2 separate regions of the Homo sapiens genome follow, and region 1 is linked to region 2. A link is a contact called in ENCODE Hi-C or POLR2A ChIA-PET data. All regions are on one chromosome and are shown on one strand. Each heading gives the region's core, a stretch centred on a gene start or an enhancer-like site at or near the end of the contact. The rest is flanking DNA. Distances are from core to core; before and after follow the strand shown. Region 1 has its middle 15 kb from the start of LINC01358. Region 2 has its middle 38 kb from the start of LINC02777.

Evidence for each region. Hi-C counts contacts between places; a loop is a spot of excess contacts on that map. ChIA-PET counts read pairs that join two places held with the same protein, here RNA polymerase II (POLR2A). Pooled maps may share reads with other maps.
Region 1: a map of CD8-positive, alpha-beta T cell shows a loop between it and region 2 (2.6-fold over the local background). The contact joins two enhancer-like sites. A Hi-C loop is called at or near these places in 1 of 168 maps with a recorded cell type or tissue (CD8-positive, alpha-beta T cell) and 6 of 50 pooled maps. POLR2A ChIA-PET finds 5 or more read pairs at or near these places in 1 of 52 experiments (PC-9).

The regions. Positions count from the first base shown.
Region 1 is chr1:59,003,610-59,007,340 of GRCh38, forward strand. No RefSeq gene overlaps it. Among named protein-coding and RNA genes, the nearest start is that of LINC01358, 15 kb to the right of the region's middle. RefSeq lists an enhancer at 1,815-2,014. Within about 2 kb of position 1,887, at least 2 of the 41 ENCODE cell types and tissues checked have a DNase peak (open chromatin) inside an H3K27ac peak, as active enhancers do; they include CD8-positive, alpha-beta T cell, where a contact is called at or near this core.
Region 2 is chr1:58,939,801-58,943,688 of GRCh38, forward strand. No RefSeq gene overlaps it. Among named protein-coding and RNA genes, the nearest start is that of LINC02777, 38 kb to the left of the region's middle. Within about 2 kb of position 2,096, at least 5 of the 41 ENCODE cell types and tissues checked have a DNase peak (open chromatin) inside an H3K27ac peak, as active enhancers do; they include CD8-positive, alpha-beta T cell, where a contact is called at or near this core.

The DNA.
Region 1 (3,731 bases), core at 637-3,136, 64 kb after region 2:
TTTGCATTTCCCATGACACCTACACAGCACCTGAGGGCCTGGGAGGCTGGTTTACTCCACACCTAGAAGCCAAGGACTGGCCATAGTTTGAGACATGATCCTCACTACCGGGGCAGGGAAATGAGGAAAATACTGGCAATGGAGTGGGGTTCTTATAAAGCTCAGTTTATTCAGTTGAATAAACTTTCTTTTATCATGCATGTGTGTGTGTGTGTGTTTTTCCAAAGGGTATGTGGTTAAAATTTCTTTTTATGCAGGGATAGTGGCATTAGATCATAAATTAATTGATTTCCAATGTTCTCATTTTGCCAAATAAAAAGTTGGCAACACTCTATCGATGCCTCGAAATTATTTTTATATTTTTCTGCTCAGTTAAATTAAAAAAAATATTTGAGAACAACTGTCATAGACAAAAGAGCTTTTAAGTCTCAAAAACATGTGTTTTCAGTTGGGTCACATATATTAGTTCTATGACCAGAATGCAAGTTACTGAACTTTGGAGAATATTGGTTTCTTCACTAAAATGGGATAATTACACCCACCTTAGGGAGATTGTAAGGATCAAATGAGAGAATATCAGTAAGGGGCTCAGTTTCACATATGGTTCACTTCTGGTTTATTTTTCTGCCCTCTCCCTTCCTGGCAGGCAGGGACTAGATTTTACTTGCATGCTCTGACAATCATTCAGTTTAGACCTGGATCATAGTAGGTGCTCAAAAAATAGTCTGTTAAAAACCACCATGAGATGCCATGTCACAGTCATTAGAATAGAATAACTACCATCAAAAAGAACAATAACAGAAAATAACAAGTGTTAATGAAGATGTAGAGAAATTGGAATTCTTGTGCCTTACTGGTGGAAATGTGACATGGTGCAATTACAGAACAAAACAGTATGGTAGTTTATCAAAAAATATTGGATTACCATATGATTCAACAATACTACTTCTGGGTGTATACCCCAAAGAAATGAGAGTAGGGACTTGAACAGATATTTGTACACCCACATTCATAGAAGTATTATTTATAATGGAAAAAAGGTGGAAGCTACTCAAGTGTCCATTAACAGATGAATGGATAAACAAAATGTGGCCTATACATACAATGAAATATTATTCAGCCTTAAAAACGAAGGAAATTCTGAGATATGTCACCGCATGGATGAACCTTGAGGACATCATATTAAGTAAAATAAGCCAGTTACAAAGGGGGCAAATACTGTATAATTCCACTCCTATGAGGAGCCTAGAGTAGTCAAGTTCATAGAAACAGGAAGCAGAATGGTGGTTGTGAGGAGCTGGGGAAAAGGAGAAATGGAGAGTTATTGTTTAATGAGTATGGAGTTTCAGTTTTGGAAGATGAAGAATGTTCTGGGGATGGATGGTGATGATGGTTGCACAACAGTGTGAATGAACTTAACTCCACTGAATTGCACACCTAAATATGGTTAACATAGTAAGTTTTATGTCCATTTTTCAACAATTAAAAGTAAAAATTTAAAATTTAACAAAAACGTTTAATTGTCTGTTAAATAAAAGAGCTAATGAATGAATGAGGAGAAGGATAGAGCCAAGAGGATGCCTAAGGCAAGAAACTTCCAAGCAAGGAAATAGCAAGTGTGTTTGCTCAGCCAAAACCAGCTAAGGGGTTTGCTCACCTGCTGTAGGTAAGAGAGGGGGATGGCAGAGGAAATGAGGGCTGAGGTGTTGCCAGGGGGCAGATCATGCAGGGCTGTACAGGATTTTGCCTTTTATCTTAACTGAATATGATGGGATGTGATGGGAGGAAACAGGTAAGAGAGTAAATGAGTCAATGGAAGTGAGGAAGGAGTACTAGAAGTCCAGAAGTGTGTCCAGATGCTGAGGGCCTAGAGCAGAGGTTCTGTGTCCTCCACTCCCCAAGCACACACCTGCTCTCAGGACTGAGTTGACCCCTGGAACATCCCAGAACCCTGGATTATCTGATCAGACCCCTCCACCCTGGCATGTCCTAAGGATGATTTTGCCTGAACAGGGGAACATGTGTGTCTTCCCCAGTGATGGCTGGGGCTCTGGCACAAATGCAGATCATTACTCTTGGTTTCTAATGTGGGAGGAGGAAGTGTGAAGGGTGGAGGAGGTGTTTCTTTTATCACACAATTAGATTAGAAACTGGCTGGCTGCTCAGGGCAGGGTTCCACCCAAACTAGGCCTACAGGAGAGTTGTCCTGCTGGGTGGCCCCATCTCAGTCTTCAGGGGCTTAATGTTTTTAGACCTGACTTCTTCACTGTTCAAATTCTTGAGAAAAGGCATATAGTGTGGTTCACATGAAAACTCAAACCAGATTCCAAAAACTCACTTTGAGTCCTCATATCATTCATGTATTCATTTATTAATTCATTCACTCATTCAACATTTACTGAGCACCTACTATGTGTCAAACACTATGCCAGGCATTGGGAATACACACATAGACTCTAACCTTGAGTTGCTCACAGAATCAATGGTGGAATAAAATAAACCTTGAATTATACTACAGTGAGTTAAGTACTATGACAAAACGGTAATAAAAAAATAAAACTAAGTTAGCCAATATTTATTCTTACTACATACTTACTATATGCCAGGCATTGCTTTAATTGATTTGTATATATGGACTTATTTTTTCCCTAGGCAAACCCTATGTGGTGGGCACTATTATCAGCCCACTTTATAGATGACGATAATGACTCACCAAGAGTATTAAGTGGCAAGCACACAATGCAGCTAGAAACTAGGGCAACCAGGAATAGCCCTGCTTATAACTCTCTGCTGCTTCTAGAGGTATGGGAACACAGAGAAGGACTGGCTAGGTATGTTTCACAGAGAAGGTGATGACTGGACTGATTGTTGCAGGATGAGAAGTTGGCCAATCAGAGGAAGATGGGGGCAGAGGATTGGTGAGGATTTTCACCCGTCGAAAGTTTCAAACAGAACTGTAAGTGGAAAGCAGGGAAGCATGACAGGGCATGTGCATTCCAGAGAATGTAAGAAGGGGAGAAGCAGGAGATGAGCTGGGAGAGAGGGCCTGGGCCGGGATGCCTGGTGAGAAGGGAGCTCATTTCTTTAGGCACTAGAGTCCAATGTGCTTTTTTACACCTGAAGTGATGTGATCACAGTCAGCACTTTAGGATTTTTGCAGGAGATTTATTCATGGTTTGGGTGGACTAATACTAGCCAATATGTGAATCACAATAAATTCTCTCTGACCTGGTGATTCTCCATTTGTACCCCCTTCCCAACCAGATCTGTTCTCTGGTCTGCACTGTGCCATCTGCACTGTGCCATAGAGAGGTTAATGCCCCTGATTGCCTCGGGGGACTCCTTTGCCTCCTATCTTCCAGTTGGGTTTAGCCAGTGGTAGGCATCGGCAAGAGATTAAAGGGTGGGAGGAGAAAGAGGTTGGGAATTTCCTCCAGCTCTTTCCCTGCTTCTGTGCCAGGGTCTGCCAGTGGCCGGGTTCCTCTGCAACCGTAGTTCCTGCCAGCAGCCCCTCCTCCATGGCTTCAGCAACATCTCACCCTCTTCCTGTCCTTGCAGATTCAGGGTAGCAATGGTTCCCTGGTGTTGCAAGTCTCTGAGTGCTTCAGCATCTCTCATTGGTTTCCTTAGCTCTGTCCCTATCCCTATAAATTGTTGTCCCTTCATCAAATCCCACTTCCAAGTCCGCGCTGCATGAGCCTTCTTTTTCTTGATCATAACTAGTCATGCTG
Region 2 (3,888 bases), core at 846-3,345:
TGGCTGGCTTGAAGGAGTGGCTAACTGGGTGCATTATAAATTCCTGACTCCTTCCCCCTGCAGCCCTGCAAATCTTGCTGCTGGGACCACTTAGTTTCCACCATGGACATTCCCCTGCCCATATCCCTTGGGCTTTTGCTGGAATATTGGAATCAAGTTCTCCCTATTGTTAGCTCCCCTCTGACTTTGTGCCTTGGACTTGCAAGCTGGTCTTTTGCCTGATGAAGATGATCTTCTTAAATCTCTATTATGGAAACCAGGACTCTGTCAGAGCCCCAGTACCTACCTTTTCCTCCAGCCAGTTTCCCAGAAGCTCGAATTTGGTCCCTGCTGCCTTCCTTCCTGGCTCTTTCCTATCACCTGCCATGAGACCTGGTAACATGATGTTTTCCTTGCCCCTGGGAATACCCCTGGCAGCGTTGCTAAACTACCTTGATGGATATTTACTACTCTCAGCCTGAACTCCCTATTGACACTACACCTGGGGCAACTGGGGATCACTAGCTCTGCTGGCTCTCAGCATCCTGGGTCCTTTTCTCCCCTGTCCCTCCCGGTCATACCTGATACTGACACATAAGATGGCTTTTCAAGCTTGCTATCTGTTTGACTTTTGCTTTTTGAAAACTGTCTTCCCTCTTCCAGTCAATCAGTGCTTATTGGATTATTGACTCCCAAAGGAAGTGGTTCTCAAACTTAAGAGTACTTTGGAAACATCTGGAGAGCTTGGTAAACAGCTCTGCACCCAGAAACTCTGGTTCAGTGGATCTGGAGACAGGGCCTTGGAATATACATTTTTAATGAGGCAGATGCTAAGTGCACCAAGCTTGGAGAGATAGAAGGCAGGCACTATGGGAGTTAATAACAGGAATCTCACACATGGGCATTTTATGTCAACTTGCAAGATAATATTAGTTCATCTACCCCAACCTTGTGTTAAAACAAAACAAAACAATGAAACAACACAAAATGCCTCCATGAACTAGCATAGAAAATAAGGACTCGAGTCAGAGAATTCAGACCTCCAATTACTAACTAAAAGACCTTGGAGGAGTCACTCAACCTTTCAAACATTGTGTTTACTCATCTATTCAGTGGATATCTTAATTCCTTAGAGTCTTGTTGTGAATATTGAATGAAATATTGTAAAATGCCCATTTTACTATCTAATACATGTTTGGAGAATTAAGGAAGAAATAAAGCTAATATGTTTGGACCTCTCTCTGTTTGCCAAGAAGTAGGCTAAGGGCCTTGTATGAACTCAATTAACTAATCCTCATAGCAGCCTGTGAGGCAGGGGTACCAGTTCCTCCACTTGGAGGCTTGCTGACATTATGTGACTTGCCCAAGGTCCCTAAACTAGGGGCAGTGCTGAAATTCAGACTCCAGCTGCTCTGACTTTAGAAATGGAACTCTGAGCTGCCATGTTTTCGTGCCACTCCAAAACAGAACTGATATAGTCCTTAAAACAACTCCTTTGGCATTTGATCTCCATCTCTGGTATCACACTATACAAGGGTCGTGCGCCTGGGAATGACAAAAACGGCAGTCCTGGTTCCTCCACCAGGACTGTTGTGTGATTGGGGGCAAGCCTCTTCCCCTCTCTGCACTGAGGAGACATGATTCTACAGCTAGACATGAGACGGCACAGAAGGCTGTTGGAAACATCCACTGTGATATCCTAAATGAAGCAGCTGCAGAGTTAGGAGCAGAGGTGGGATTTGGCATCTCCTCATTCCCAGCCCCTGGTTAGGGGGTCTCTGGGGCAGGTTCACCCAGTCTGTCCTCTCCTTCAGCTCTATGTTCCAGGGCATGCTTCCCAGGAGAGGGGCATGGGTAGGAACCCCTGTGCCCTGTGGTGGCAGGAAGTAACATCTGCTTCCGGGGAGATGGGACTGCCCAGGAGGTTATCCCCTCCTGGGGGATAGATAGGTGATGGCTGTCTCCTTTTTCATTCCCAGTGCCTACTGTTATGGGGGAAAATTAGAACACAAATACACCAAAACAGTAACATGGGCTGGCCATGCAGATCACTTACTTAGCTGCTATGGGGAGAGAAGGTTTGCTCTTCCTGCTGGCATAGAACATCAAAAACAACCAGAGGGCCAGGAAATCAACTAGGTTAGAATAAGAGGAAACCTCAAACCAGAACCCTTCCTGGCAGTGCAGGGCAGAGGTTATTAAGAGTGTGGACTCAGAAGTCAGACTCTCTTGGGTTCCGGCCCTCGCTCTGCTACCCACTAACAGTGTGACCTTGAGCAGGTCATTTGTTGACTTAGTGTCCGTTTCCTAATTTGTAAACTGTGGATAATAATGATACCTGCCTTGTGAGTCTCTATGAGGAGCAAACACAAGTAAAGACAAAGGTGTGCCACATGGTAAATATGTGGTAAACACATGTTCTTGTTCAAGCCTGAGCTAACCACTTTGAGGGACTTGGTCTCCTCCTCCTTCATCTAATCCAGTTCTTCAAACTTTACTGAGCAGTTGCCAGCTGCTGGGTAGAGTTTTGAGCATCAGGTATACAGGCATACATAAGACATAATACTTGGCTCAACATATTTAGCCTCAAATTTCTAAAATCCTTTTTGACCTTACCACCCACATACAAATAACAATAATGATGACGATAATGCACACCACATGCCATTTACTAGACAATAATTACATGGAGGCTCAGTGCTGGACACTATATATCCATTATTGCTGACATTCATAACAAGCCTTTGGGATATGTACTAATATTCCCATTGATGAAGGAAACTGAAGCTGGAGGAGTGAAGGTGATTAAGTTACCTGCCAAAGGTTCTGCAGCTGATGGACTGGAATCCCAGCTCCTTCAGATTCTAACAAGGCCTTCTCCTCCCCAAGCTGCCTCCTTCCAGTCTCAAAGCCTCACAGGCAGGCTGGCATTTCTGAATTTAATTCCCACAGCCACTCTGAGAGGCAGAGACTTTTATCATCAGATTCGTTTTCCCAACAACAGAAGTAAGAGCAGGTTAAGCAGTTTGCCAACTGTAGCTCAGCTAGTGAGCTGTAATGACTCTGTGTGTCTTAAGATCAAATAGAAGGCAACTCTGAGGCTGCCGCTTGGTGAGAAGCCTTCTGCAGAGGCAAAAAATATGTGCAAACAAAACCAACAGCTTTCTTTATGTTCCCCAAAGTTGCTAAAAATGCCTGCGGGTTTGCACACAAGCAGACGTGCTCACAATGCTGGGTGGCTTCTGTCTTCTTGGCTCCAGCACGAAGAGACCTGGCAGGTATTTCTCACATCTTTGTTAAACACACACATCAGACAAGGAAAGGAGTTCCAAGGTAGTCCCAGGGTGTGGATTTCTGCCAAGTTTCCTTTTATTTGTTGTTAACTTAGAGAGAGAGAAAGAGAGACAGAAGACACCTCATGGATAAGCCCACAATCCCTGAGGTAACCGCAGTGAAAAATGTCTTCCCTCTACTTGGAATCAGTCATCCCTCATCCTGATTGGGGGGTCTTTTACCTGTAAGCTCTGTGACCTTGTCCAGGTTGCTTAGCCTCCCAGAGCTAACCTCTGTCTGCCCATCTGTAAAATAGACATGGTGATCCCTCCTGTAGGAATGTAAGCTCCACAAAGGCAGGCATAGTTGTCTGTTCTGTTTGCACCTGCATTCCAGTGCCTATAACAGTGCCTGACACAGCGTCAGTGAATGAGTTAATGAACGAATGAATAAATGAGTTGCTATTTTTGAAGAGTTGTTGTGAAATAAGATCATGAATGGGAAATTGCTTTGCAAACTGCAAATTGCTATACAAATATGAGGATTTATTATTATCACAGAACATGGTCTGAGTTCTATTAAATAAATTTATCCAGTCAATCAGTCAGTGAGTGCTTCCTGAGCTTCCTCTTGGGT